4 separate regions of the Mus musculus genome follow, and regions 2, 3 and 4 are each linked to region 1. The links are chromatin loops, found by intact Hi-C in ENCODE. Cell type or tissue: left cerebral cortex. All regions are shown on one strand. Links, peaks and the distances in the headings refer to the core of each region. The heading gives the core; the rest is flanking DNA. Region 1 has its middle 15 kb from the start of Gm26273. Region 2 overlaps Eya1 (EYA transcriptional coactivator and phosphatase 1). Region 3 overlaps Eya1 (EYA transcriptional coactivator and phosphatase 1). Region 4 has its middle 190 kb from the start of Eya1.

What was found. Hi-C counts contacts between places; a loop is a spot of excess contacts. Peaks named below come from ENCODE experiments on the same cell type or tissue, not always from the same donor. Only the 100,000 strongest peaks of a DNase experiment are listed, where the experiment ranks them.
Region 2: a loop joins it to region 1, with 3 times the contacts of the local background. A loop is called at or near these places in 7 of 42 quality-filtered maps.
Region 3: a loop joins it to region 1, with 4 times the contacts of the local background. A loop is called at or near these places in 9 of 42 quality-filtered maps.
Region 4: a loop joins it to region 1, with 2.1 times the contacts of the local background. A loop is called at or near these places in 2 of 42 quality-filtered maps.

The regions. Positions count from the first base shown.
Region 1 is chr1:13,785,242-13,792,975 of GRCm38, reverse strand. It overlaps the pseudogene Gm5523. Among named protein-coding and RNA genes, the nearest start is that of Gm26273, 15 kb to the right of the region's middle. In left cerebral cortex, for the core only: a CTCF peak has its summit at 3,581 (motif pointing left); a DNase peak (open chromatin) is centred at 3,567; H3K4me3 peaks cover 421 bases.
Region 2 is chr1:14,288,255-14,295,988 of GRCm38, reverse strand. The region is part of intron 3 of Eya1 (EYA transcriptional coactivator and phosphatase 1); the gene reads left to right. Among named protein-coding and RNA genes, the nearest start is that of Eya1, 18 kb to the left of the region's middle. In left cerebral cortex, for the core only: no CTCF peak of the experiment used is centred there; a DNase peak (open chromatin) is centred at 3,408.
Region 3 is chr1:14,301,170-14,308,903 of GRCm38, reverse strand. It overlaps Eya1 (EYA transcriptional coactivator and phosphatase 1), which reads left to right. Exons shown (of 18, transcript NM_001310459.1): 2 at 4,430-4,479; 3 at 6,007-6,134. The coding sequence starts at 6,011. Among named protein-coding and RNA genes, the nearest start is that of Eya1, 5.2 kb to the left of the region's middle. In left cerebral cortex, for the core only: no CTCF peak of the experiment used is centred there; a DNase peak (open chromatin) is centred at 4,242; H3K4me3 peaks cover 1,371 bases.
Region 4 is chr1:14,499,795-14,507,528 of GRCm38, reverse strand. No RefSeq gene overlaps it. Among named protein-coding and RNA genes, the nearest start is that of Eya1, 190 kb to the right of the region's middle. In left cerebral cortex, for the core only: no CTCF peak of the experiment used is centred there; DNase peaks (open chromatin) are centred at 3,082, 3,226, 3,459, 3,759 and 1 more place.

The DNA.
Region 1 (7,734 bases), core at 1,624-6,623:
AGGACACATGATCCACTATGTTCATAGTAGCCTTGTTTATAAAAGCCAGAAGCTGGAAAGAACCCAGATGTCACTCAACAGAGGAATGGATACAGAAAATGTGCTACATTTATGCAATGGAGTACTACTCAGCTATTAAAAACAAGGAATTCATGATTTTATTTATTTATTTATTTATTTATTTATTTATTTATTTATTGGCAAATGAATGGAATTAGAAAACATCATTCTGAGTGAGGTACCCCATCACAAAAAAAAATACACATGGTATGTACTCACTGATTAGTGACTATTTGCCCAAAAGCTTGGAATACCCAAGATACAATTCACAGACCAAAGGAAGCTCAAGAAGAAGGAAGACCAAAGTGTGGATGATTCAGTTCTTCTTAGAAGGGGAAACAAAATACTCAAGGAAGGAAATGTAGAGACAAAGTGTGGAGCAGAGACTGAAGGAAAGGCCATCCAGAGTCTGCCCCACCAGGGGATCCACTTAATATGCAGTCACCGAACCTAGACACTACAGCAGATGCCAAGGAGTGCTTGCTGACAAGAGCCTGGTACAAGTATCTCCTGAGAAGCTCTGCCAGAGCCTGACTGCCACACCCACTCCAGTGGAGTCTGTGTGGCAAGCCCAAATGCTTGGACACAGTTTTGAGGCAAAGAGTTTTACAGAAACTTAGTCTCCTATTAGTCTTGGCATCCCTTAGCATGAATGCTCCAAACTTGTCCCTATATCAGTTTGTGAATGAATCTGTGTATTTTCTTTCAATATTGTTTTATTATAAGTGCCTCCAAGGAATGATTTTGACATATACCTAAGTTAGATTAGCCTCCACCAGTGTTCCAATATCCTAGGAAATCGTTGGGCCAACCTTGGGCTTTGAATTTTGTAAGAATGCTACTTATTCAGATGAAAAGCCTCCAGTGTTGACAGAGAGATGGTGAAAGAAATCAGGCATTACAATTTACTGGAAAAGAGCTAGAAATCTCAGGGTTAGTCTACAAAGTAAGCTTAGAATAACAGCCGAGTCACTCCCATGTGCAGGAATTTACAATGGGCTAGGAAGAAGGAAGGCTGTGGTCTAAGAAGGAGCTAGAGTAAATACTTAGACTAACAGATGAATCACTCCCATATACAGGAATTTATAATGGCCTAGGGAGAAGATGGATCATACAATATACTAGAATTGGAACTATGGCAAGGGCATGAAGCCCTTGCCCCTGGTTTCTAAGAATAAGCTAACCTTAGGTGGGGCTGCTTTTTATCCCAGTTGTAAACACTGCCTGGTTCCTGTTAGCTTTTGTGTATGCGTTTTTCTGTTTTGTGTAAAGAGTCATTTTGCATTGGACAGCCTCACTGTACCTTGGCTGACCTTAATGTATCACCTAACTTCCTTGTTTTCTTCTGTAATATAAGTCTGATGCTTGCTTTGAGAAATTACAATCAGATCAACATTCCATTCTGTTCGCGTCTGTTTGTCACCCCGATGACTTCTTGCCCACATGGGTACTGGGATTCTGATTCTCCCGTGGGTTGAGGGGCCGACTGAGTACAGTCCACAGCACCTGACAAATACAAGGCCAATGCCAGCAGCCAACCATTAGATTGAGCACAGGATCCCCAGAGGAGCAGTTAAAGAAAGGACTGAAGGAGCTGAAACAGTTTGAAACCCCATAGGAAGAATAACAATATCAACCAATCAGACCCCCCCCCCCAGAGCTCCCAAGGACTAAACCACCAACCAATTAACTCACAAGTAGCAGAGGATGGCTTTGCTGGACATAAATTGGAGGTGAGGCCCTTGGGCCTGAAGGTGTTCAATGCCCCAGTGTAGGGGAATGCCTGGGCAAAGAGGCAGGATTGGGTGGGTTGGTAGAGGAACACCCTCATAGAATCAGGGAGAGGGAGGATGGGGTAGCCGGTTTCCAGAGGGGAAACTGGGAAAGGGGTTAACATTTGAAATATAAATAAATAAAATATCCAATTAAAAAAAAAACAGAAAACTTAGAGAAATAAAATTTTTTAAAAAATTAAAGTCTCTCTTAAGTTTCACCATTATTAAAAAACAAAAACCTGCTTCATGCAGTTCAAATAATTAGTGGAATAATTTCAGTGTAGCCATCAGAACACCATTTTAGACACCTATTCATCCAAAAGCTTTGTAAATTCAGAGTCCACCTTTTTACTCACCAACAAAAAAGACATCTTCCAGTCAGACATAGCAACTCTTTTGACACTTTGTGTTCAAACTTCCAAGGGACTGACAGAACATGGGAACCTACTTAAAGACAGGGTTAGGGTAAAAAAGAGTTCCAAATATTCCACAGTAAACATTGTGAATTTCTCCAGGCACTCTGCCTGAGCCAAATGATCGCTCCTGGAAAGCTGCTTGATTCCTGGCCTCTCTTTGGTGGTCTGTTCAAAGACAGGCTACCCAGGCATTGATGTGATGATCTGACATACAACAGTCTGAAAACCAGAAAAAAGGATGAGCAATTGACAAAGACCTCAATGAACCTATGCCCAAGGACATGGTCTAGCCTCTGAATTAACTGATTCAGAAGATTACTTCATTTGGGAACCTTATCATTAATATATATATACTTATTATTTAAGACAATTTGGGATGAGTTTTCTATTCTAGCCAAAAGTATTCTAATACATGAACATCCATAAGGCCAGAGAGACTTTCCTGTGGAAGGAAAAAAAATATATTTTTAAATAGGCCTCAAAGGACTTGGAAGTTTCCATATCTAGCCAGTCTCCGGAAATCTACCATACTTCACAAGTAGATGTTGTAAGTAAGAATCCAGTGTTATTCTAGAAGCATCCCACTGGGCCCCAGGAAGCAGGAAATAAAGAAAGAGCAGACAGCCAACCCGCCACAAGCAAAAGAGCTCCTGTGGTGTCCACAGGCTCCAAATTCATATTTAAAGATTTGTTTTTATTTTTTATTGGTGTAGGGGGGTGGTGAGTGTATGAGAGAGAAAGAGAGAGGGGGGGAGAGGGAGAGAGAGAGAGGGAGAGAATGCGCGCATGCGTTTGCACAAGCTCTGTATCTGTGGGGATGGATACCTAAGGAAAACAGAATAGGGCATCAGATCCCCTGGAGCTGGAGTTACAGGCAATTGTGGGCCACCTGGCATGGTACTTGAAATAAACTCCAGGTCATCCCTTCAGTCCGCCAATTTTTTATTTTGATAGAATACTAATGTATCGGGCCTCAGAGTTTTCTCATCATTCAGTACACAACATTAAAAAACATCACTTAGGCAAGTACATGAGCCAACAGAAATGAAGACACAGCAAAGCGCTGCATGAGGGTTACTGCTGAAGGAGTGAACTCCACACATACTCGGTAGCCATATGAGAGACTTGTAGGCTGGTGTATGCAAAATGCTGAGCTGCAGAATAATCAAACAGAACAGAGAGATGAGATAGTAGCGGCCAGATCATGGTAAATGGGGCTCCTTCTCGGCCAAGGCTATCGCGTTTCTCAGAAATGGCATGTGATTTCACTGGGGTATCTCTTTACTTGCCATGTGTCTGCCGAGCAGATTCCATGAAGGGGTGCTGCCATCTGCTGGCAGCTGTGATCTCAGGTGCGGCCCTTGTCCCAAAACACATAATATCATTCAAAAGGCTTTGGTTTCTTTTTCATTGTGAAAATCTCACCGTCGTCTTCTGCCAGGAAGACTGACAGATAGAAATTTTTGCTGAGGAATTTGGGCAAACTATATTAAGAGCATAATAAAAAAAAGGAAAAACAGATGACAAACACATTTTGCAAGAATTTCTAATTGTGTCCAAACGGTTCACTAAAATCATGCAGATAAAATCGTCTTTGTGTTTATGCCAGTATTAACACATTTTTATAACGAGTATGGTGACTCTAACGTTTGGCAAAGATATACAGAAATAGACTAAGTCACAAAGTCTCCTATGGGAACCCTAGCCTCGTGAAAAGTACGGTTTTCATGTAGCAAACAGAAATCGTATCAGCCTCCATGTGCAAAGACAGAGCTTCAGGAAGTCTAATTTCCCTTTTTAGTAAAAAAGTCACTGGGAACATTCTCAGTTTATATTGCATGTCCAGGCAAAACCCAGCACTCCAGGACACAAGAGAGTGAGTTTAGGACGTTGTTTCCCCATCTAAGTATACATTTCCAAGTAATTTAATTGATATAAATCAGAAACTGGCTAAGACTTTCTCACCTTGACTTCATTCATCAAACCAGTCTTTTTGAGAACAGTGCAGTTGGCTCTGGACAGACAGACAATCCTGAGATTTAAAGTATGCACAGAACCTGCAGAGGACCCCCATTCAATTCCCAGCACCCACATCAGGCACCTTCAGCTCCAAGGAATATGGCAGCCGCTTACAGTTTCCAAGGGCAATGCTGGCTCGGGAGCAAACCCACACTCAGATGTACATGTAACTTTTAAACATTAGAAATTAAAAGTAGTGTGGAATCTTTGTATCAGAAAATAGCCCTTAAAAACCAGGCCAGCAACAGGAAGTATAAAACTTAAAAGGCAAAAATACCAGAGGGCTGAAAAGTTGCAAGCTACAAGTGAAGATTAAAGGATTTGCTCTCACATCAAGAGGCAGAGAGCATTGCTTAATGGTGTGGATGAAAAGCATCTCACAAAAAAGCAAACCCTAATGGGTTTTGTCTACTTTGCATAAGACATAACGACACGAACTAAAATCACGGGGGTATGGGGCGGGGCAGTAAGTACAACAGGCAGCGCCACACTGGGAAGACACCACTCTGCCTCGAACCGTTTGACCTCGGACATCAAAGGTAACACACCCAGGACCACTTTTGGCTCTCAGTTTTGTCTTCTCTTTTTGGTCACTGAACTCACAATTTGGACCAGTTCCTTACAATGGCTGAGCCCCAGCTCTCTTCTCCATGATGTAGGGATAATGAATGGTGTATATCTAACAGGATTGTTATAAGGCTGGGAAATGGAGCTAACAATGCCAGGAATGCACTTAACAGAATGCCTGACACATCGTAAGGGTTCAGTAACAGCTCATGGGTCTTGTCTGTAAAAATAGCATGCAGGAGCACCTCCCAAAGTAAATGACACAGTGAAACACGTTCAGTGCGTGCAGGATGGACTCTCATTTTCCCAGCCTTCCCAGAGCCTCACCTTGACCATCTGTAGAAAGAATTGTAAGAATGACAAAGAGATAATGAATGTAAAATTAGTCTGCTGGCTAGGATGAGCAGTAAGAGCCCAGCACATCCGGTCCCATTACTGTTATTTAAGAAAAACTCCACAACCACCTCTTGACAAATCCTATGGCCTCATGCTGAGGTTTCGAGCTGGGCCCCAGCATCTTTAAGTCCTCTCTATAGGACGTTAGGGTTTGCAGATCTTGGGGGTTTTTGTTTGTTTGTTTTACTTCTCACGGTAACATCAAAAGGTTGAGTTCTTTTCTAGGTTCAGAATTTTAATCCCTGACTGTGAAGATGACTCTCATTAACATTGAGAGACCTTGCGAAGAATTATGACTGCTTACAAAGCTCAGAATATTTCATTAACACTGATGTGGGATTGAGGTTGTTTTCACCGTCCTTTCATGGTCTACTAATTAGCTCTGATTGAAACAGAGAAAACAGAGAAAGGGGCCACACATCTCTGGCCTGCCCAGTGACCGTGAAGGACTTCTTTCTCAGTTTACAGGGGCCAGTGAAACCCAAGTTAGACCATAACTTGGTCTGTGAATGCTCTTTCCTCCACACCTCAGCTGAGACCAATTCAACCAAGACAGGACCAAGTCATGAAGCTGCTGGGTTCCACTTCCTCCAGTAACTGTCCCTCCCACTCTATCTCATTCTCTTGGCCCCTAGCAGGGATAGGCTTACTACCCTATGGCCCATTTCTTCACCTCACTACATTGTACAGTGACATCATGACCTTGACCACTGGACAGTAATGCAGTTGTCCTCAGTCAGCCCAAGTGTTTTGAAGCAAAAATCGGAGAACAAATTATAAATTTTGATATTATAAAATTTCAGAATCCTGTCCAGAGACAGCCACATCTTCTTGTGCAGTGCCAACCTCATCCCGTAGACAAAATGCTGAAGGTCGGTGTGAATGGATTTGGCCATATTGGGTGCCTGGTCACCAGGGCTGCCTTCTGCTCTCCACATGGCAAAGTGGAGGTTGTTGCCATCAACGACCCCTTCATTGGCCTCAACTATATGGTCTACATGTTCCAGTATGACTCCACCCACGGCAAGTTCAACGGCCAAGAATGGGAAGCATGTCATCAATGAGAAGCCCATCACCATCTTCCAGGAGTGAGACCCTGCTAACATCAAATGGGGTGAGGTCGGTGCGGAGTATGTTGTGGAGTCTACTGGTGTCTTCACCACCATGAAGAAGGCTGGTGCCCACTTGAAGGGTGGAGCCAAAAGGGTCATCATCTCCATCCCTTCTGCCGATGCCCACATGTTTGTGATGGGTGTGAACCACGAGAAATATGACAACTCACTCAAGATTGTCAGCAATGCATCCTGCACCACCAACTGCTTAGCCCCTCTGGCCAAGGTCATCCATGACAACTTTGGCATTGTGGAAGGGCTCATGACCACGGTCCATGCCATCACTGCCACCCAGAAGACTGTGGATGGCCCCTCTGGAAAGCTGTGGCATGATGGCCATGAGGCTGCCCGGAACATCATCCCTGCATCCACTGGTGCTGCCAAGGCTGTGGGCAAGGTCATCCCAGAGCTGAACGGGAAGCTCACTGGCATGGGCTTCCGTGTTCCTACCCCCAATGTGTCTGTAGTGGATCTGACGTGCTGCCTGGAGAAACCTGCCAAGTATGATGACATCAAGAAGATGGTGAAGCAGGCATCTGAGGGCCCACTGAAGGGCATCTTGAGCTACACTGAGGACCAGGTTGTCTCCTGCGACTTCAACAGCAACTCCCACTCTTCCACCTTCGATGCCGGGGCTGGCATTGCTCTCAATGACAACTTTGTCAAGCTCATTTGCTGGTATGACAATGAATACGGCTACAGCAACAGGGTGGTGGACCTCATGGCCTACATGGCCTCCAAGGACTAAGAAACCCTGGACCACCCACCCCAGCAAGGACATTGAGAGCAAGAGAGAGGCCCTCGGTTGCTGAGGAGTCCCTATCCCAACTCGGCCCCCAACACTGAGCAACTCCCTCACAATTTCCACCCCAGATCCCCATAACAGGAGGGGCCTAGGAAGCCCTCCCTACTCTCTTGAATACCATCAATAAATTTCGTTGCACCCCCCAAAAAAATTTCAGAATCATATTTTGAACCAATAGGGTGGAAATAAGTAACTGAGTGGTCCATTGGTCTTCCCAATGTATTCCTACTATCGGGCACAATGGCACATTATAGCATCCACCGTGTTCATCATAAAAAGAATGGGATAAAACTGAATGTGCATTTATACCCAAAATATATGAAAGTTTTTTTTATAATAACTAAGAACTGAAAACAACTCAAATATTCAACCTCGGGATAGTAGACTCTTTAAATGTGGTCTTATGGTAACCGGACTGAGGGCAGCACTGACGAATCTAAGCAGGATGTGCTGGGGCTGCCATTGGCGCAGCATAAGGCTGTACACTGTTTTCCAGGGGACCCAAACTGAGTTCCTAGCATCCACATCGGTATGCTCACAACGGCCTGTAACTCCAGATGTAGGGGATCCAGTGCTGTGTTCAG
Region 2 (7,734 bases), core at 1,251-6,250, 500 kb before region 1:
TTCAAGGAAGACATGAACTTTTAGGCAAGTCCGTGCCTGTTTTAAATGATTCCTGATTTCTTAGACCATGCCAGGATGCCTCGGTGATGAGCAGCATAAAGGGATAGAGGATATGTCTCCTCTGGTTCTACTCAGTGGTGGGTAGATAGCAGCTTTACAAAGAGAGAGTGGACTGTGTTGGAGAGGAGACACATAAGCATGCTGGGATTGCCTCAGACCTTACATTCCTTTTCTCTGAAACATGAGATTCACACAGTTCCTAGATGGCAAACTTCATGCCTGCTGAAGTTCTTTACCTGCTTGAAGACTTTTTATATCTGCTTATCTAATATTCTGGCCGAGATGCAAGGTTTACAGTATCCACATACACTATTATTTTGCTGGCAGAGCCCTGAGTTCCTTGAAGGCAGGACAGACTTGGTCACTGTCATGGTGCCCTATATCTGGCAGCTCTGGAATAGGTATTTGTTGAATGAATGTCCTTGCTACTAAGTAAATCCTGTAAATGAGTCATGACAGGAGCAGGGCACCCATTATATTACTTATAACACATTAACTATCCAGGGAACTAGTTAAAGCTTCAGTTTGGAAAGTACTCATCTTCGTGGATCAGTTCTTGAGGACATCATTAGTTGGTCCACCCAGCGAACGGCCACAGTGAACATCATCGCCAGCCTTTGATTTCAGCTACAGTAGCCAATCTACAATTGACCCATAATAACTTACTGTTTTACAAGTGGAACTATTGGACTTTGCATTTTAGCAATGATAAAACCACTCCTACATAATATGGTAAAATCAAGTGGCATAATGATATGCATAATGATGTTGTTAATAAACATGGGCTAAGCATCTTTAAAATATGGCAAAAGTAATTGGAGGCAAAAATTTTAAGGAAGGGAACAATTGAAGGAGTAATAAAACATCACACTTCAGTCAGTGTAAAGTGTGTGTGTGTTGTGTGTTAAGTACACAACACAGAGTGTAGAGAAATGAGGCCAAAGTGTAAACCCAGACAGGTGATTCCAGTTCTGCATACCAGGCTCAAAACTTGGGCAGGTAGATAGAAGTGCTGTGACTTAGTTTGTGTCTGAACCAATACAGTGCTGTAGGGTGGGTAGTGAGAAAGGACAGGTTAAATTACCAAAGCCATGCTACCTGTTTACATATATCAGCTCAGCACCAATTTCATATTTGCCTTAAGATGGGGCTGAGACAGGAGCCGTACTGAAAAGTGAAGGAAAGTGGCAACCTGATTTGAGAGTGAGTGCCTCTTTCACAGGCTGACTAGTTGGGGCTCAGAGTCAGTTCAGCGATTTCTGGCCATGTAACAAAGGTGGGTCTTAAGAGCAGCAGAGCGGGCTGGTGGGGCTCGCAGGGCAGTCAGTCTCCAGCCAGCTCCTGGCCTTTGATTCAGACCTGTGTAATCAAGATGATAATGGTACCTACCGAGAGAGCCTCAGGCAGCAGACTGAACGCATTCTGACTCTAAGAAAGTGCTTCTGTTCATTGGATAGACTCTTAAACCCTTGCTGTGCAATGGGAATTACCCATTTACTCTTGACAGATAGACTAATTAAGAGAACGTTACTGGCATCTGCTATGTGTTCAAAACATTAGTAGCTGCTATGAAATAATGATGGCGCTTGTGTTTTAAAGAAGCCTCTCCTTTGGAATTGGTACAGCAGGGCCTCCGTAGGAGGAGGGATGAGTGTCTGTTTTACTCTGGGTTTTTGGCATCTCGGAACAGCTTTTGCAGGTACTCAGAGTACTTGATGTACTTAATAGCACTCCGTCATTTAATATTGAGTGTGAGTAAGGGGACTATCTGGGAGCTCCTGGGGCTTAGCAAGAGACAGGAAAGGGGTACTAATCATTTGGTGGTTTGATTGCATTTTGGGCAAATAAACCATCCTTCCATATTGATATGATTGAGGTTCTGAGTCTGAGCCAGATCATCTGCTTCCAATCTTCAAACACTGGTTGATTTTACCATCTGCTAATTTGCAACATACACTGATACACTTCTCCTCGGTGCCCTGGTGTTCCCAGACTAGCCTGTTCAGTGCCACCTTCGGGTTATCTCTAGCTCTAGAGAGGAGCAGTCCAGGACGAGAAGGCTCTGCTCGAGAAACCTTACACTCTTCAGCAGGTTTATAGAAGAGAAATTAACTGCAACAGTGAGAAACCAGCCATGTGATCTCTCAGGCTGTTACGGAATATTTTTAGGCTGCAATTTTCACATCTTTGAAAGGACACAAGTCTAATACATGCTCTTTATGCTTGCCATGGGGGAGTAGAGGAGCTATGGCTGGCTTGTAAAGTGCTCAGTACATACTGGCCACACAAGAGGTGCTCAACACATCACAACTATGTAATGAATTATTACTTCTCCATTCTAAAAGCTACACAAGACATTGCTTATGTCAGAAATGGAGACTGCTGTATTACATGCTAAATTCTTAGCATGGGGCTTTTTCTTTTTTTACCATTATGTTATATATCCCTTATAGCAAGCTAAAGGGAATATTTAGCTTGCCCTTTGGTTTCTAAAGGCTGGTGTCTGTTGGAAATCATTGAAGGACACATTTAAAACCTGGACCTTACAATCTGGATAATTCTACTGAAAAAAGGAAGGAGCCATAAACAAACATGCATGTTAACGATGTGAATGATGAACTGTTTAGAAGAAATCTTTGACATACACAACTTATTTGAGGATAGATGAACGAGATTATTATTCCTCATCCTCCTCCTCCTCCTTCTTCCTCTTCTTCTTTTTGAGGACAGATATAGGAAAGCTTAGCAGACTCCTAGCTCAGTCAGCTGAGCACAACAGTAAAATATTAATTAGTGACTCCAAGTGGTCGGTTATGGTGAGTCACCTGGTGGTCCTCCTGCCTTTCTACACTCTTGTAAATTTCTTCAGACAATATTGGGGATAGAAGGGGAGAACAAAGTTTTTACTGCGCACAAAGCATTGAAAAGGAACTCAGCAGTTCAAGAATATCAGCTGACCCTGACTTAAGGAGCTCATGGTCTCATTGAGGGAGATACAAATTCTGACTTTTGGCAAAAACCTGAAGGACAATAATGTTCCAAAATAGCTTTTGGAGACTAAGACCTTCAGACCACGATGCAGAGCAGGAGAGTGCTAGCTGAAGGTGAGAACACTGTTTTGTGTATAGAGCCAAATTTGTGTATTTGGTGAGCCATTAGCAAGTCACATGGCCAGCCTTTTCCTGTGTACATCTGCTATATCTGCTCAAATGTGAAGCTTGTGTCAGTAGTTTCACAGCATGTCTTGTGACCCTGTACTTTCTCCATCAGGAGATTAGAAAGAAGCTATCCTTGGGTTCTGAAATATTTTGGTGTCATAAAAAGGGCTTCATTCTCAGGAAGGTTAGGAGCCACTGGTGCAAACAAGAGTGCCCTCAGAGTTCAGAAGAAAGAGCTCTTCAGCTTGCTAGGTTCTGGCAGAGCTTCAAGGCCGAGGTGGAATCTGAGCCCTTAGGGAATGGGTAGAATTTGAATAGGTGGGGAAGAGCTGGAATGCATGCTAATGAGGGAGCACTGGGAACAAAGGTAGGATAGTTTCAGGGATAGGGAGGAGAAAGGTTGAGCTGCAGAAGGAATTGATAGGAGATAGGGTTGGGGGAGTCTACTGGAGCCAGCTCTTGGAGGACCCTGAGTATCAGGCTGAGGAATTTGAACTTCTGGGCCAGTAGGAGAAGCCAGTGAATATTTTGAGAAAGGGACCGATACTGTGAGAGAGCTTTGGGTAGCAAGCTGGCACCATATTCAGGGAATGTTTGGATTGTGAGCTCCAGTATGGTTTCAATCCATCCAGGGTTTGATATGTTGGGAACCTGAGCCAGTGGGACAAGAATACTAACTGTTGGGGGGTGGGGGCTAATTAGCATTGTAAAGGACCTTTCTAGGGAGCCTGCATTTACTTTTTTTTTTTTTTTTTAAACAAGAGGGCTACTATCCTCAGCCTCTTCACAAGCCACTGTCATTGCTCTGTTTCTGTGACTAACAGGTCTTCAAGTTGCCTACCATTTCCTCTTGATTGTGTGTGTTCGTTATATTTTCCTTACTATGATGGGGATGCCTGACACAAGGAGCTGAATCCGGCAGCTAAGGAGGAAGATTGTATTTTGGCTTTTAGTTTTAAAGGTTTCATTTTGTGATCAGCTGGCTGCATGTACCCGAGCCTGAGGTGAAAGAGAGCATCATTGCTGATGGGCATGCACCCCACAGTTAAGTCATTCAGATCACAGTGGTCCAGAGGCAGGTAAAAGGGGCCAGGTGACAAGGCTGGTCTCTCCAGAGCAGACCCCTAGTTTCCTTCTTCATCCATTTAGACCCCATTTCCTACCTTCCACCACTTCCCAGTAATGCTGCAGTATTATAAGACTATCAATGGACTGACTAATGTCTTGATTGGTCAGAGTCCTCAGAATGCAGCCTTTTCCCAGAAGCCTACCAGCTAACATGCAAATACCCAGTCCCTGAGCCAAGTGTATACCACCTTAAGGTGAAGTGTGGTAAACATGGCTTTCTATTCATGATGTTGTACAAGCTGTGCTCCTTTGGAAGAGTTAATATTTTTCTCCCCTTTTGGTAGACAGAGACAATGACTTTAATCCGTGGAAGACGTCAAGTTGTAGGCTCAGTCCAAATACAAAGAGATGCCTCATTTATTTCTAAGTGAGAATTGCCTGGAAGCAAAGCATTGAGTTTATAGCTGTATGTGCTTTTTTGGTAAAGAAAAATCACATGGTGAATTAACTTTTTAAAGTCAGGCATATAAAATATATATTTAGGAAGATTTTCTACTTTGATTTATTGTGTGGAATTTTACTCACTTTTTGCCACCTTTATTTGGTGCCATTTGTTTCCTTTTGAACCACTTGGTACAGGTTTTTCAAAAGCATGCATTTTCACTTTTGCCTATGGTTTCAGAGCTTTGAATGGATAAGTGATGTCACTGAATCTGAACCATTACTCGGCTGTGTTTTTCTCTCTTTGATCTCTACAGCATCATTATTACCCAAACTAGGGTAATTTATTTATTTCCCTGTCTCCTTCCTAAGTCAGGAAGGGCACGCTCTAAACAAACAAACACCCAAAGATATTTTATTTTATAATAATGCTCAAGTTGTACCTGATTTCAAATGGCACAAGTGTTGCCTGTGTGTCATGTCCATGAGACACTTTGATGAGAGAACTTGCATATAAGTTCCCAGAGTAATAATGCAGGGTGGATAAAAGCTTTCTTAGATTTCAGTGATGTTTATATTTGCCTGAGCAGTGTGTCTAGTGGTTTAAATTAAGTGAAACATGTCTTCAGGTGGGTGCACCTCTTAACTTGATCTGTTCCTTCCACAACTACTGGGTTCTGTGAGCCATACATTGGCCTGAGTTGTGTCAAGAGAACAATTTAAAAATGTTTCCCCTGCTGTGAAAAAATTTATCCTACATCAAGATGGTTAAGACTATGAGATATGAAGTGGGGTTGAAGTGGATATATATATGAAAAAGGCACAGGCACAGGCTTTAAAGTTCAAGGAGAAACAATTATGCTTAAGTCATAGTCATAGTCTTCTTTAAGGAAGACTCAGCGGGATTTGGAAGTATATAATTCAGCCATGGAAAGGTTATCCAATATTTAATGAGAGCAGTTAAGAGACTGGCAAAGCTGGAGCTGGGAGAAAGCCCTGGCCACTGTGGTTTAAGTGTCTGTTTATAAGGGTACATGGGGCATGTGGTTTATAGACTATAGTGTCACACAGAGTCAGAACAATTAGACAAGACTGTATGCTTTGTAAGAGTCAATGCATAATAAATAGAGACTAAAAACTTCATTCATGCCTATTGTGTATCTATCTAAGACCTTAGTACCAGAACTACTGTGCAAATCTAGGCCACTGAAAGATATAATTGTCTACAGTTGAGTGAGTAGACCTGCTGCTCCAATCTTCCCACCTTTGTAAGAGGCAGAAGGGAATTAGGAAGGAGACTGATCATGAGGTTTAGAAGGTAGATGGAAAAGTTGACAGTGGTAGAAGTTATAGGTTTGATTTGTCACCTTTCTGTCACTGTAACAAATTACCTGAGGTAACTAGGAAGAAAGGTATTTGGACTATGTATTTTATGTGTCTGTGAACAGGTGGACTCAATATGCTACCCCACCTTCATTTTTGGTTACAGAAGCCAGTGTTATGCACACTTGGCTAACACTCTATCAGTGTTCCAGTGGGCCACATCCTGGCTTTTCAGGTTCTTGTCAGAGGAAGGGCGCTTCATCATGTTTGAAACATAAGGTACAGGAAAATCATTCATCTCATGGTGGGGACATGAAAAGATAGGAAGAATAACAAAATTAAAGTTTCACAACCTTCAGTAACACCATACAGAGGAGATCGTGTCTCTACATCAGTCTCCGAGGCATGCTCAAGATCCAAGCCATAACGCTTGGTAGTGGGATCTAAGAAATGAGGTGGCAGGAGAAATCCAACCAGAAGGGAAACATCCAGTCTGTGTGACATAAAAGCTAAGGCTTCTGAGGGAGGTGGTGGTATGTTTAGTCAGGATGTGGGTCAGGTTTAATCCAGACAACATTGTGTGTATATGGATGAAGATTGAGGAGTTGTTTATGTAAAAATCATTTTTCAAAGGTATGGATGGCCAGAAAAATTATTGTGAAAGAAAATGGAGTGAGGTAGGAAGGAATTAGAATTATGGAACCCCAGAGTAGACAGAGGCAAGCAATCTGGTGGGGGGTGGGGGGTAGGGGGAGAGGAAAGATAGTACAGTAGAAAAAAGGAATCAATGACTTAAAGGAAAACTGTTGCAGAAAAGGGTTTATTTAGAAGGCTTAAAAGAGTCAAACCAAGAAAAGTTTAATGTGGGAAATTGGGAAAAGCCGTGTAAGGAAGTAACCGAAGGATTAGTGGAGTAGAAAAGGCAGTTGATGCTGACAATTTAAAAGCAAGTGCCCAGGAAGACAGCTTGGAAAGGACTGTGGTTGAGAGACAGTCCATGAATAAGGAGGAGAGAGGTAGGGCAGAGCACAAAGTAGCTTAAGGCCCTGTGTTCTGTTCTGAGCCCTGCATACACAATGTGTTCAGGGAGTCCAGCCCATGGCCCTGGGTAGAAGAGAACCTGCTTTGTGAGAAGTGAAGATCCTGTGAAGCCAAGCAGTGAGGTATCGCTTCAAAGGAAGCCTGGAAGAGAGGGACCCGAGGAGGAAGAAGGTGCTGGTGCAGAAAGCAATCCCTGACCAAGGACAGGAACTTTTAACTGTTTTCATCAGCCGACATGTTGCAGGAAGAGGAACAATTTAATGCCGCTTCAGTATTCTCTATAAAATAGTTGCTGAGGACATGTGGGTGGGGAATGAGGCGTGGCTTACAGACGGAGGAATGTGGGAAAGGATCAATGGAGATTGAAATGGAAGACAGAGACTGCCCCATGCATGTTAACTGTGTCTGTTCTATCATGCTCACTGTGTAGAGCAGCTGGCTGGAGTGGGCCATGCAAATGAGCCCATTCTGTGATTAGCTTTGATAAAACTTCGTTAGGGAATCGGAACCCACACAGCCCACAGAGTGGAGCCGTGGCATGGCAGGCCCTGGGTTCCACACTGGCTACGTGAGGCTGCTGAGGTTGGCAGGGGAGAACAGACAGAGATTTGGGAAGACCGCTGTTTTGATGCACGTTCTGAAT
Region 3 (7,734 bases), core at 1,432-6,431, 520 kb before region 1:
GAATTGCTAACAACTCATAGGCTTACACTCTTGGGAGGAATTTTGAAGACATTTAAGCATAACGTTTGCAATAATTCAATACATTATGAACTGTCATTGAGTTTAGACAAGTGTTTTTAAGTTTCATTTCTTAAGATGGCCAGGGGTATAGAAACTTGTTAGCTGGGAATCATGGTGTGTAGCTGTATAGGTTTGAAGTTGTCTTTCTAATGTCTTTCAGAGAAGGTTTTATTTTATGCTTGTGAGAGTCTTTCCCCCGCTCTGTTTAGAGTTTGGGGACATGCACACAGGAATAGTCATGCCTTCATATGATCAAACATTTAATATTTGACTTTCTCGATGCTTGAGTTCTCCTAAGGCCCAAAGTGTTTAGTAAGTAAGCAAGCAGCTGTGGATTTTCAGCCTTTGAAAACTCTTTGTGGTGACAGACATAGAAGTCTAATTGAGCCACCGTTCAGTTCAACTTTTAAGTGCCAAATAAAGTCAGCTGCTCTGTGAGTTTCACAGGCATGATAAATGATTTTTTGAAAAAGAAAATTTCCACTGGAGTGTGAAAATGTATTTCCTAAGAATACAATGGGAAAAAAAGAGGTCCTTGCAGCAGGAACAGAATCTTTTTATCATATAACCAAAAGTATTTCAGTCAACATTGTCAATAAATGCTGATTTTGAAAACAGTCCTTTCCTTTTTAAAGCTGAAGACAGGAATGATGTGTTCCAAACACTTGTTCGTTTTTGGTTTCAGAAGAATTATGTTTTCTCGGTTTCTTTAAAGGAGATAATTAAAAAAGCTGTATAGAATATTACATTAAGATAATATCACTAGCATTTGAGCATTTAGTTTATGGAAGCTTTGATAAGAAAATGCAGTGTTAATATGTGACAAACATTTACCTCCCCGTAGAAGTTCTTTCTCACTTTAGGGTGAGGTTTTATTTTTAAGACTTGAGATTTATATTACAACAGAGACCTGGAAATGCAGACAGAGGAGAAATGTATATCCTGCGTAAGGAGCATTCTTTGCCCCCCCCCAATACATTCTGATTAGAAAATAACCATTGTCTTTCAAATTGGGGAGCCCACAGGTTGATCTGTGTTGGGCAAAAAAGCAGCTTGCCTGCCAGCCCTACTTAGATGTATGTTCACTACTTTCACTTTGAAAATTTATTTTCAGTTTGAAAAAAGTTTTAAATTCTAGTCATTTTATAAAGATTGCTTCTAGCAAGCAAAAAAGCCTATGGAACCCCATAATTTAGACAGTCCCTCATTTCATTGGCTCCGTGCGGCTGAGAGTTAGAATCTCTTTCCATTGCAGTTTACTTCGCACAGAACATTATTAACTTTTGGCTTCATACATGATCTGCTGTCAGATGCTTTTGATTGGTGATTTAGCAAAGTATAATAAACAGGGCAAAAGTCATGAGTTTTGCTCTGTATCCTGAGCTCTGTGGTAGGGAAAGTGTGATAAAATGTGTACCTTAAGTCTTGTTTGATGATCTCTCAAAGCACGTTTGCCTTCTGGAAATAATTTCTGGGGTTGAAGAGCACGGTATTAGCAGATTTAATGTGGCTGTTCAATGGATTGACGAAGTACTATGTGAGCTTTAACAAAATGAGGGAGACAAATTGAACATCAACAAAAGTTACATCTGTGAAGAATTATAAATTTAATTAGAAAAAAAAGGCAAACTTAAAAGACCTCATTAACTAATCAGAAGTCATAGTTGCTAGAGCAGGAGTCTTGACTGAAACTCGCAGGAGCTCCGTTATCTTTCTCCTTTCTCTTTCACATGTCTGGCTATATGCTACAACAGTGTGGCTTCTACTTGAAGGGGGTTTAAAAAGCATTAACATGAATGACTTTGTTGTGCTAGGAGATGATCATTCATAATAAAATGTATATTAATTTTGCATTCCTGAGAGTACTGAAATTAAAAATAACATACTAGAAGATAACAGGAATTATATTAACTTTACAGATAAAACAAGTAGACTTATTGGGTACCTAGCAGAACTTTTTTAGAAATCACGAACTCCCCTTATTTTGAATGAAAATATCCTTTATTAATTATTTTTTTGAAATGCACCTTGGTTTTAGAGGTTTAAATGGAAAAAAAAAGCTTATGCAGACATTTTCAAACACAGGAGGAAATGTCCAGCCATCAGAAAGAGGTGTGCTTTTTAGATAAGCCACTGGAGGAAGAAGGACGTCTCCCTACCACACTGTAACCTTGCACTGCACATAAAAAACTAAAGCATGTGAAGTGTAGCATTTTGTAAACTGTAACTAATTTCACTCACATCTGTGTCTAATTGTTGTCTGCATTCGCATTCTTGAGAGTAGATTTATTTTTCCTGGACCACGATGTGGGTTCAGCTGACCAGCCTAAGTGAGGATTAGTTGTTTTAAAGTTATTTTGATTAAAGAGTCATTTTTAAATACAGTAACACACAACACATGGTTTAAATAATCCTTGAGACACAAAAGAATATATCTGAAGTACACTTAATGAGAGGAAGAGCATGGGTACGGACTTTTCAAAAACTGTTCTCTCAAAGTAAAGAAGAAGCTAGGCTGCCAGCAGAAGAGAAATTCACTCTTAAGCCGCTTTTTATTTTCAATAACAAAATTCATTAGAATATTCTCATTGCTGGTTTTATTATTATTATTATTTATTTATTACTACCAAATTTGATGTTTTTGCCAAACTAAGAGAAACAGTAGGTTTTAAACTTCAAATATAAATACAATGAAACTTTAAAAGCTTACAATGAAATAAAGTTCTATTTTCAAGATTAGGTATTCTGGCTGATTTTACAGTGGGGATGTATTTTAGCATTGAGCAGTAAGTATGCTTTAATGTACTTTTATGTAATTAAGCCAGGAGAGTTCTGAAAATGAAGTCCGTTCTCACCTATAATTTATCCCAGGTGTATAAAAGTAGGAGAATTTTATCCTTGAGATATATTGCTGCAGTTTCTAAAGAAAACCATTTAATCTTGTGTGAGAACATTAACTTTAAAAAAATGACTGAAAACTGTTAGCAAATAATGGCCATCTACAGTCATTAAAGTTAGCACTCCGTAACTTCAGTTACTCAAACATCTTAAAGAAGTGTTTTTGTCCTGCACGTAAAAAATGCATACCTAGAAGTTCCAAGTAACATTATCCCAAGTTGTTCAAGCTTAATGATGCTTTATTCTTGCTAAAAAAGGTTGTGTTTCTTAATTTCATAAATCATAATTAAAAACTAGCAGGACTCAACAGAAGATGTTTATGTGGCTAACTTTAATGTCATTTGAGACGCTTCAGCTCTCATCTTTGTTCTGCAGCCTTAATTGATGTCAGTTCAGGTTGAATGAAAACGTACATCAAACGTACATTTGGAGTACTGTGCCATTTCTGAAGTTAGCCAGTGTTTCTTTCTGCCTGCCCAAGAGTTGGTGGGAGCTTGCAAGCGGGTATCAGCCTGGCTCACCTGAACTCATTACCTGCTGGCCCTTCACAACTGCCTCTGAGGAGCAATGACTAGTACTACTTTGAATTAGTGGAGCTGTGCAGTAAAATTTCTCAGTTCAAACTTATCTGGAAACTCAATATGCAGGGTGACGGGGCTGGTGAATCGCGTACTCAAATATGCATCCTACTTCAGTCTGCAAGATGCGATTCACGTGCGTGTGCTCGCGCGCGCGCGCGCGCGCACACACACACACACACACACACACACACACACACACACACACACTTTCATGTTGTCCAGCATAGCTGGCTTTTACCTTGGCATAGTTAAATGAGTACATTGCTGAGAGCTGGGACTTGGGGTATGAAAGCCTGTCTTTGCCTTGTTTCTTGACCACAGCATTGCCCGAAGCTGTTTCATTGACTGTTAAATGACAAATAGGTAACTGGAAGAAAACCATCCTGATAAGGATAAGAAATAGTGAGGAGGCTAAGGGGGTGGGCGGGCGCTCTAGTTCAGCTGGCTAGAGCAGAAGATGAAAGATTGGAGGATGCTGGGGGCTAATGCCCCAACTACTGCTGCTGTTAAACATACTCATTTGTTAATAGCTTTTTTTTTTTCTTCCCAAGCACCTTTTCCAAGCTGCTGGGGCGAGATTGCTTTGCGTGTTGACTGGGGGAGGGGTAATCCCGTTTGCAGCTGTCATAGGCCAGTGATGAATCACGAGCCCGTCATTTGACTGCCTTCCCCTCCTGACAAGGGGAGGGGAGGAGGATAGACCTGCAGGAAGAAACAACAGTTGAGCCCTCCACTTAAAGACACTATGCCTTTCCTGGCTGCAGTATCCTCCCTTTTCTCGTTTGGTTAAAAGTGAGCATTGTAGGGCTCAGCCATGTGCTCTATGTAATTAAGAGCTGACAGTGAAGCACAGTTAACAACCACTTCTAATTGTCTACCCCTGACCACAGGTGCGAACGTCTCACAGCAGTTCCGATGTTGCTCTTTCCTCAAGTTGCAGGTAAGACTTTCGTTGATATTCAACATTTTTTGTAGCTTACCTTTCTGTGACCCGGATCTATATTTGTCTAGTATTTCTTAATTATTTCTATTAATAGCAACAGGCTGGGTTGGGAACGACTTACCAATTTGTGTGTGTGTGTGTGTGTGTGCACGCGCACATGTGTATATGAGTGTACTTGCAAAAAATTATTACGTTATGTGGGAAAGGCATAAGAGTCTTGATTTGAGGCAGTTGCTGTCTGTTTTTAGGAAAAATGAATGTAGAATGATAATTAGGAATCACTGGATTTGAAATCATTTCTTGTTTGAATGCAGATACTTTGAGGAAGTAAAATGGCTCATGTAAAAGCTCTTTTACAACTGATGTCCATCAGTCACTTCCAGTGTAGCCTCTCAATTAAAATGACACAGGTGAGGTGAGGAGCAAATAATTTCAGCATTATATGTGTAATATTAACTCTCACACCCCTGGATTATGAGTCTTTAGAAAAAAATATAATTTTAGGATATACTGAATGGGCATTAGACTTTAAAAGTTTGTGCTGTCAGAAAATGGAGTTGTGTCTAAGTATCTAGTGACTTTAAGTAGTTTCACTGTTCATGCGCTAGCATGGTACATATGAGTTCTGAAATTGTCACTACGACGCCTTGCCGTTGTGCTTATATCGCAGAAGTAACCGGCAAACTTAGGACCATCTGGGAGGCATTGAACTGGTTTAAATATGGTGAAAATGCAAAATTACAGCATTGCATAGAATTGCCATTTTCCCCCTAAGTGACAGCTGAGGTACTCGGAATGCTAATGGTCCCAGGGACCGCCTGAGCTGCCGGCCTTATCCATTGTCAATTGGCTACGCTGTATGTAATCCACAAAGCAAGCAAGTGAGCCGACATCATAGGGTTTTAATGCTGCATTTGTTTCAAGGGAAACAGAGGAACAATTAAGTAGTAAGCCAGAGTAAACATATGCATCAGGACAGTCCCATTCCCTGTCACTGGACAGGAGGCTTCAAGGGTTTTATTTGGTTTGGAGACCCATTAAATAACAACTGGGTGTTAAAGTATAAAGGGAGTACCCAGTGCTAATTTATTACATGAGACGGAGTGTACAGATTGTGATTTATTTCTGTTCCATGTGTTCGCATGTTTGCTTTTTCTTTTAGGAAAGTCATGCTTGGGGTTTTGTTTTAATATAAATATGACTTCATGTTTTCCTCTGAATGCTAAAGTCTATGCCATTGTCTTACACTAGCTTATGACTATCATTATACAAGAGGAGGGAAAGACTTAAAAAAAAACTGCATGTTAAACTTTGGCTACACAGGCTGAGAGACACCTTTTAGTAACACACGTGACGAAAAGGGCTGGAGTCAGATGCAAGGTGAACTATCACCAGTCTAAGAAAATAGACACAATGGGGTTTTTGTGTGCGTGTGTTTCAAAGGAGGTGTCAAGTCGTTAGCACATTAAATAGTGGTGTTATGAATTTGGTACATCTGTCAAACAGAAAGCTTCTTGTCTTTAGGTCTATGGAAATGCAGGATCTAACCAGCCCGCATAGCCGACTGAGTGGTAGTAGCGAATCCCCCAGTGGTCCCAAACTCGATAGCTCTCATATAAATAGTACTTCCATGACTCCCAATGGCACCGAAGGTGAGTCCGGCTCTTCTTGCTCTGCCCTGTCTCTCTCTTAGTGTCTGCTCTCTTTCTGCCTGTGAGCCCAGCCCTCAGATACATCAGACATTCCCTTCGCTTCTAAGTGATTTGACTTAATCCGTGTTCTCCTCTAATTGGGACTCCCATATTACTGGATTATCACATTCCATCGACTGGTGTTAGTTTAAGACACATATAAACATATGTATTGAAATATATACAATGTGTATACACATAATACTTTTAAATTTGAATATGTTTCTTCTGTTGATCTGCATATCCCAAGCATGGTATTACTTTACATCATTTTGCTATAATGACTATTGAAAATTTGGAATTATTTCATTTTATTTTCTGTTTTGTTAGCAAATGCAACCAAAATTTTTTTAAATGTCAACACTGAACTGGATTACTTCTTAAATTAGGGAAACAGTTTTTGTGTCTAGTATGCCTGTGGCTTTGGCCACTGTAGTATAAACAAGAGAAACTAAAACTTAATACCTATGAAGTACACAAGCCTATTTGGCAAGTATGCATAACATGTATTCGCTTTCTTGCAGATCGAGTAGAATACTTTAAACACAGTGTTATAATTATTTTAATATAATTAGTGCATAGGAATGTTCATGTAAATTGTATATAAATAGACACATCTTCTTCAATCCATACATATTTCATTGAAAATACAGAAGGTTGGTGTATACACATTACTGTCTGTTATGCACAGCCACTTAGGTGATATGTATATTTTTATAACTCAGATGTATAGGAGGACATATTGCCCATTGGGTTACATTAATTTCAGCTGGAGCCTGTGGAAAAACTCGTCACTGATATTGGTGCTCATATATTTGTTATTAAGCCTCAGGATTGTGATGGATTCATTAAGTAAGATTTATTAGAAGTTTAATGAGTCATCTGTGTTAGGATTCGATTTATAGACAAGCCCTTACATATCAGTTCCCCAATTGACATGATCTTTTAGCTCAGGTTTTAAAAAACATAAGCATAATTAATTTATGAATCATTTTGTAAATAATGTAAATATTATCGTTTGGGTGCAGTATTTGAGTATGTATTGGGGAAAGCCCTTTAGAATGTGAAAAGCTAAGAAATTCATAACAAGACACAGAAATCATTTATTTCTGAGTTTTCAGTTATGTCTTGTTTTTTATGCCAATAGTAATTACTTTTATCTACAACTGTTTGCTGGCTGTCTTTACGAGTGAGTATGTCCCTGCCCAGAGTTTATGGAGAATAGCTGTTGTGAAAGGAGAAGCTTTGTGCTGAGTTAGCAACCCAGCCTCCTCTGCAGAAAGCACCTTTCCCTCCATCTCAGTCGTCAAATGAAATTTACACAGAAACAGTTTTAATGTATAAGTAGCGGGTATAGAATTTGTACAGTGAGAGCCGTCGGTCGGTTCTACTTCCTCTCTTGCTTAAATCTATCTTCAGATAGACAAGCCACCCACTGCTGGATCTGCCTCAGATAGACCCTCTGAATTGTCAGGGTGCTGTGCAGCCAGGAAGAGGCCATAGGTACAAACCTGTCACAGTTGTGTTAAAAAAAAAAAAAAAAAAAGACAGCCTCGTAAGC
Region 4 (7,734 bases), core at 1,855-6,854, 710 kb before region 1:
GATGCTATGACTCTTCACGACAGAAGGCAAAACAAAACTGTGCGAGCTTATCTTAACCTCATGCCTACCACCAGACTCTACTGCTGTCTGAAAGAGCTCCTCATCATCATAGTGCATCTTAGGTTTCAAACCAAGTCTTTGCACCTAGCAAGGGAGCCAGGTCTGTGGACACCCTGAGTAAAGCACTCTCCAGAGACTCCGGAGACTCAAGTACTCACTCTCTCCAGCACTAAGAGAGAGGACTTTTGTCAGCTTCTGCTGGGACAACCCCAGAGCCCACTCCTCTGCCCACACCGCCAGTAGCTGCAGATTTGACTTCCTGCCTAACTCCCATCCGAACCTTTGGGACCCGCAGCTACTGTTTCCTTCTAAGTCTCTAGCGACGGCTGCCAGCGGGGTTACTGGACCAAGGAGAGGACCTCTAGACGACAGTGCCCTAGATGGTCGTGGAGCGCCTCGACGTGCCTCGCACTTGCGGGGAAACTTCCCCACACCTGCACACCACGGGCCTTTCTCCGGAGCCCACGCTCCCGGGCGCCGCAGGTGACTTGCAGAGTCCGATGTCCCGGGCCTCTTCAGGCGTCTGCTCCCAACTGCCCTTTTTCCTGAGGCCTCGGGATCCTCCTGGGTAGCGCCCATCTGTAGTCTCCCGATTCCCTCTCCCTCCCCTTGCCCCCGCCCCTATCTCCCGCCCCGCCCCGCCCCGCACCCCATCCAGGGTCTGTGAACCCAGGCGGGTGGCTGCGACACCGCGTTGACCTGCGGCAGCCACCGCGGTGCACGGGGTAGAGGCGGGGAAGGTAGAGAGGGGAGGGAGGAGCCGAAGCCGAGGAGAGGCGGTGGGCTGGGGCCAACTGATCCTCGCTGGGCTAAGCAGAAGCAGCTGCTCGTAATAGACGCCGCCGGGAGCGGGCTGGTGTCCGGGTCTCGGAAGCTCGAGAGTACAGAGGGCGAGCAGGAGGGCCACTGAGGCGGCTGTGACCCGCGCAGCAGGCAGCTAGCTGCTCAGTGTGCAGTGCTCACTGCCGACCAGTTCCATAAAGGATGGGCCAGAGTCATAAGGGTTTCCTGATTTGCCTTCTTCACTGGACCAGATGAAGCACCCAAATCGCCCTCATTTCTTCCACCTAAGAGTCCCCTCCTTTTCCCGCCTAGCAATCGAGGAAAAGGTGTTATTCAAAACTCTACAAGGCGTGGCATCTCAGGCGCCCTGCAGGTCCCTTCAGCTCTTTTCTTCTCATAAAACATCCCCGCAAAATCCAGAAACCTTACTGCTTCTTTAGGTCTTTAGGTCTAGCTGCAAGGAATTGCTTTTCCAGCATCTCTTAGGTTACCGCTCCCCAAGAACTTCACACTCGCGAAGTAAGGAAATGGCTGGTCCCAGGTGCTTAGACTATTAGCAAGTGTTTGTAAATGAACATGTTTTGGAAACGTAGGGAAAATCCTATCGCGGAGATAAATCCACAACAAACTGTAACTGATTTCTGTCATTTTATCTCTCCATTTATCTACCTAAATGCAAAACCCGGGATTTTCTGTTGTTTGCATAAACCGCAAGCATTTGGCATTTGTGCGAGTGTTTTATTCCCATACATCCAAGAACTGGCAACTGGCCTTCAAAATCTCCAAAATACATACTTGGCCCTAGAAAAATGAAACCAAGATATGCCTCTTGCATTTACATTTCATGTGTTTTGCTTTTCCTAACTGGAAGAAATCTCTCTCTCTCTCTCTCTCTCTCTCTCTCTCTCTCTCTCTCTCTCTCTGTCACACACACACACACACACACACACACACACACAGTGAGGGGGTCGGTCTCATCTGCTTTGAGGCCTCTGACTTCTCTACTTCAGTGATACATAGTAATGAAATTTTAGTGACCCCCAAATATAATCAACCTTGAATTTCTTTGGGTATTTACATCGCCTAGGGTTTTTACTGCAGTTTTGCCGACATGTTTTGCTTAATTGAAGCCATGCCAGAGAAGAAAAACAAAACTCTGTTTTTGTTGGGAAATCATTTTTTTTCTTTTTTCCTAAGCCCTCAGTGTGATAGAAAGGGTAGTAGTCTCACAGATTTGCAATGGAGTGTGTTTGATTTTAGCTTATCGAAGAATGCAGCTTTGTTGACAATATTTGTCTTTTTGACTCACAAAAATATGTCCTTTCGTTAAAAAATTAAATTAGTGAAACAACACAGCTTCCAGAAGTAAGCCACTCCCCCGCCTACCTGTTTTTAAAGACGAAAAAGCTACCAAAAATCTTCATTTTCTCTACTTCTTAAGAGAAGAGAGTCACTATTAATGAATGAAATTCGAATATCCTGTTTGAGGAAGTAGACACATCTTTTAATCTTGAGTTTAGACAAAGGCGCTGTTCATATCTCTTTGGGGGAACTATCTCCCGCATCGGAACAGCCTTGCCAACAGCATCTCTCTTTGAGATGCCTCCGAAGTATCCCACAAACATTTCCAGTGTGCTGCTGCTGCTACGTTTAACACCGTGTGTTGAAACCACTGTCATCTAGTTTCCACTTTTATCAGACAAGCGGGGCTGGAAAGAGCTAAAACAATATATACTAGAAAGGAAAAATAAGGAAGGCTCAGACTATCCTCATTCCTACTTTCACTTCTCTCCCCTCCCCCCGCCCCCTCCCCCTCCCACCCAATTTACAGAACCACGTGTGGGCTTCTACTTCTCCAGCTGTTCTCCAGTTTCTTATACAGTTTGGGTTTGGGATTTTTTGTTTTCTTTTCCTTTTTTTTCTTTTCCCTTTTCTTCTCTCTCTCTCTCTCTCTCTCTCTCTCTCTCTCTCTCTCTCTCTCTCTCTCAGTAGTAAGAAAACCAATGCAGAGTGAGAAAAAGGGTCTGATTTCGGATTGCAGAGCCACCAGAAAGAGCTACAGGGCCCGCTAATCAGGACTTGCTGGCCGAGCTGATCCCCTGGGATGCGCTGCTGACTACCGAGAAAGTCCCAGCCTCCTAGCTTGGAGGGAACAGAGAAGCATTGAGCAAGAAGCTAGGTTTACACAGAGAGGACTAGAAATCAACAAAGGAAACCCTCCTGTCTGAGGTGAATTTCACTTAACTATCTGCATCCGGCTGGAGTCCTTTGGTCTTTGGTCCAGGACGAGTCCTTCGTAGCTACAGAACATCGTGCGACCCTCTGCCCTACCCTCCTCCTCCTCTTCTTCCTCCTCTTCCTCCTCTTTTTTCTCATCTCAATTTTCAAATGGGTCAACTATTACTGATCTTGCAAGCTACCTTTCCCAGTATTTCCTGCACTATACATTTTTCGTTTTTCCGGAGCAAACGGTTTAATCAGCACTTTTAACATGCAATTAATTTTCAAAGTGTATTCATGTCCCCTTCTGTCTGAACTCTCTGGAAAGCCACATTCAACACCACAGGTAAACACAACACTTCCAGTTTGCCTCTGTAAATGTAAATTAGTCTGATTGCTTGTCAAAATGCAAGTGCTGCAGGATCGCAACCCAGGCTCATTAAATTACTGACTTCAGTCTTTAAGGAATCATACATAACTTCGAAGATTAAAACACGCTATGAGCAGCAATTACACTTTTTTTGTTGTTTGTGAAAAGCTCAGAGTCCATGCAGCATTTTACCCTACCCGATTACCAGTGGTTCTCTTAGATCTTTGTCAAGTAATTTGAGTTTTACTTTTGAAAATATAGATTCGATCGTTTAAGAGGAAAATGTCTCTAACGTGTTGTGTCTGTTTAGGTTGGGCGCTTACTTCGGGATCTTCAGCAAATTAACAATTAGAAATCTGGGACAAAGATTTCAGGATTAAAACGGCAGGAGTATTCAACATGCTTTGTGGGGATCAAACTAAGAGGATGAAATTTGCCCCCTCTGTTCAAGCTCACTATACATTATATATGTTACAGCTGTGATTCAGATAATCCACCGTTTTAGTATCCTGTTAATGCTTGGGTGAAGTGAGTCCATGAAGCAGAATTCAGTTCTGATCCTTAAAGGACAGCTTAGGAATTGCATGTGTCTAGTGTTTGAAAAACAACCACATGATAGCAAGAGTAAAACATACCACCCAGCCAAGCAAGCAGACAACAAAAGGAAAGCAGTCAGTCTCAATCAGCACGTGCAATCTCTGCAGATCGGACTAATACTCCCAGGCACATTAGGTTTTCATTAGGGAAACTGGCCCTTCAGAGTGCCTCCCAGAACATGTCCAGAAATGAAGACAAGTGCTCTGCTGGAAACATAATTTGCCTCACCCCAGACATGCTTTGCTTATCGGACAGGTCATTTTGCTCTCTGCCTGCCACCACTCCTTTGGCACTAATCTTGGCACTTGGGTGGGTTCTGGTTTGGCATGGAGGACAGGAAAGTTTGGAAATGATCTTTATTGCTCCCTCTGATACTGGCCTTCAGGAGTGCTGCAAGTCAATGCACTGCTGCTTATTTTGTCCAAATGAGTGCCCTTCCACAAGCCATGCTTTTTAAGAAAAAGTCCTGATTGTTAAAACTGTAAGAGAGCTCAAGCTCTCAAAGATTTAGTTTTCTTTTTTATGGTAACAGAACTTAGAATGGAACAGGGTTGGGTCTTTGTTGTTGCTATTGCTTTTTTTATAAGAACTTACAACTTTAAACCAAAGTTTGTGTGTCTGTGTGTCTGTGTGTGTGTGTGTGTATAATTAGCTATCTATCAAATAGCATGGTAAGAAAGTTGTAATCAAAATTAAACCTAAGTAAATTCCAGGAGTATGTGTGGGGAAATAAATAGTCTAAGCAGCATAAACTCGAGATCTAATTCATGTTTTTCATGAATTCAACCTCTTCATTTACTGTAGACACTGGGGAATGCTTGCATAATACATACTCATTTTCTAAATCATACTCATAGGACAATATATTAGATATTTTTTGAAGTTCGCTTACAATTTTATTCTATATGGGTGATAAGAAAAAAAATTGCCCTACGTGTGTCGGTTACACAACATCATAGAACTTTGAACTGAACAATCGTGCCATTGCTTTCTGGTAGGAGAAGGAAACAGGATGGGTACATTAAGGAATGATACTCCACCAAGGCTCATGTTAGATAGTAACTTTTTACAGGGAACATCAGGCCAAACATGGGCATATTATTAGGTTGCCTTATTTTGGAAAAGGCAAATTGGAAGCTCTAGAACTTCCCTCTTTTTGAAATCAGTCATTGACAGTCAAAAGTATTCACACACACACACACACACACACTAGTAAGCCAGGAGGATGATTGGGGTGTGTGTGTGTGTGTGTGTGTGTGTGTGTGTGTGTATTTGCAAAGAGAGAAAATAAAATGAGAAAAGGAAAATTGTCAAATTAGGTTTAAAATACAGAAATATTATATTTCAATAACTGGAAATTTTATCTAAGACCGAAATTTCAATATTTTGTTTAAAAAATTAACTAAACATATACTAGCATTTTTCATGGTAATTATTTGTGAGACATGGGATAAGGGTAAATTGACCTCAATTCTTTTCCCAGGTGGGAATCAGTTCAGGAATCCTTGTCCCTCACTAAGTCTTAGTGCAGAAAGACAAAAGGAAACTCCCCCTCTGCTCATTACAGCCCAGGTCCTTTCCTGTCTACCTCAAGACCCTGGGACATTATTAAAGAACTTGGTGATGTCCTTTGACATTTTTATAACAGTAATTGTATTTCCTAATATAATTCACAGGGAGTTGGTTTAGAAAACCAGTCCTTAATATAACAAGAAGTGCTGGATAAAGACATCAGCTTGTTGGTGTCGTCATAAATACCTGTCTACTGGTTGACCTAATTTTGTTCCTTTCAAAGATGTTTTATGGGATCAATAGAATGTTTTTTGTAATTATAGGATATTCTAGTAGACTGAAGACTACATATGCATATTTACATTATAAAAGTCTTAGAACTTAAACGCTGCCTTTAGTTTTATGCATAACGTTTGTTGTGCTTCAATTAATGTTCCCTAGCCGACTATGTTCAGCATCCAATGGGTTAATATTATTCCAGAGTGAATCAAGTGATGTAGCTGGGTCAAAGGAGACATAGTTTGGCATTGGAAGAGAATGTTCTGATAAGTGTTTCTCTAGCTGTTCCTGTAGCACACCTGGGGACACATATGAGCTGGTCTTTCTCTGATGATGCTCAAAAAAAAAAAACATTTTGACCTAAATTAAAATAGGCAGTATCTGTTTTCTCTTTTTAAGATTTATTTTTATTCTATGTGTATGAGTTTTTCTCCTGCATATATATGTATACTACATGTATGTTTGGTGGCCGTGAAGGCCAGAGAGGGCATCAGATCCTTGGTACTGGAGCTACAGAGGGTTGTGAGCTAACATTTAATAGCTGTGAACTGTACCTGGTTCATCTGCAAGAGCAACAAGAATTCATAAGCACTAACCTATCTCTCCAATGCCTCTTCTCCTTGTGGAAAAATTCAGTCATTAGGGGCATTTGGAAAGCTTTATCTGAATGAAGTTACTTTGCCACACTGAATAATGGGGGTGGGGGTCTTTTACATCAGGACCAATCACAACACAGCCAGCCACTTGCTCAAGGGGCTCTAACTCCTGGGACTCTTTCTCTTCTCCACATCTGTATTTAAGAATCTGACCAGGACCACAGCTTAACCGTGTTCCTCTATCATGTGTGTTCTGTTTCTAGTTGTAAAGCAGAGGAATATTGCACTTCAATATTTTTGTGCCTATAGACATGTGAAAAGCACCGGCATTTCTTTTTTGTGTAGACTGAAAGTCGGAGAGCGGTTGAGATTAGCTTTTATGACATGTAAACAGTTGGATGTCTTAAGTGTGATCCAAGTTTAGAGATGCATAATTATGCCCTTATGACATTTACTAGTCATGCACAAATTTAGAGATAAAAATATCTATACACACCTCAGTATATGAATACAAACTTATATTCTCAATTGGATAATTAGAAGTGTATGTTCTTATTATGTATTGGCAGAGGGTTGCCAAAGACATTACATCGCCATTGGAAATATTGTATTTGTGCCACATTAAAAAAAAAAAAAAAAAAAGGATCTTAATGTCAAAAGCAATCCTGTCTTGGGCGGTAGAACACCTTTGCTGACTGAGACCTTCTTCCCAGGCAGGACATATGTGCACACTGTGTGCCTGTGAATGATTTGGGATGTGGATTTCTGATTTGGTCAAGAGATGTGTAAAACCCTCAAGTAGTCAACAGCTCCCTATTGGCTGCTCATCTGAGGGTCTCAGGAGCATTGTTTATTCCAGCAAGTGTCTGGAATACATTATACTCCATGAGTCGGCTTCTGTTACTCCTGCTTTGGAGAAATGAAAACTTTGTATACTGTGCTAAAGCAATGTGCTTTGCCTGAATACTTTTCCTTAAGAGAGAATTCTCAAAGAGATTCTATCTTCTGAATCTAGTACAGCTAATATTTTAAATAAATGACATTCCTAAATGAGCAATAGTGAAACAATTCTCCACATCTTCAAATTAAAAAACTGATTTAAAATTTTATATGCTTTAATCCCTAAACCATAGGAAACTAGGTTTCCACAGAGTAAATATATTTGGATTGTGACTTACCCTATATGTTTTAAGAAACAGCAAGAAAAAGGATTGAAAGGATTATTGTAGTAACCATACATATTTTAAAGAATATTAAAAAAAATAATTTATTTCTGAACTACAGGGATTAGCCCTTTATTTAAAACCAATGACCTTC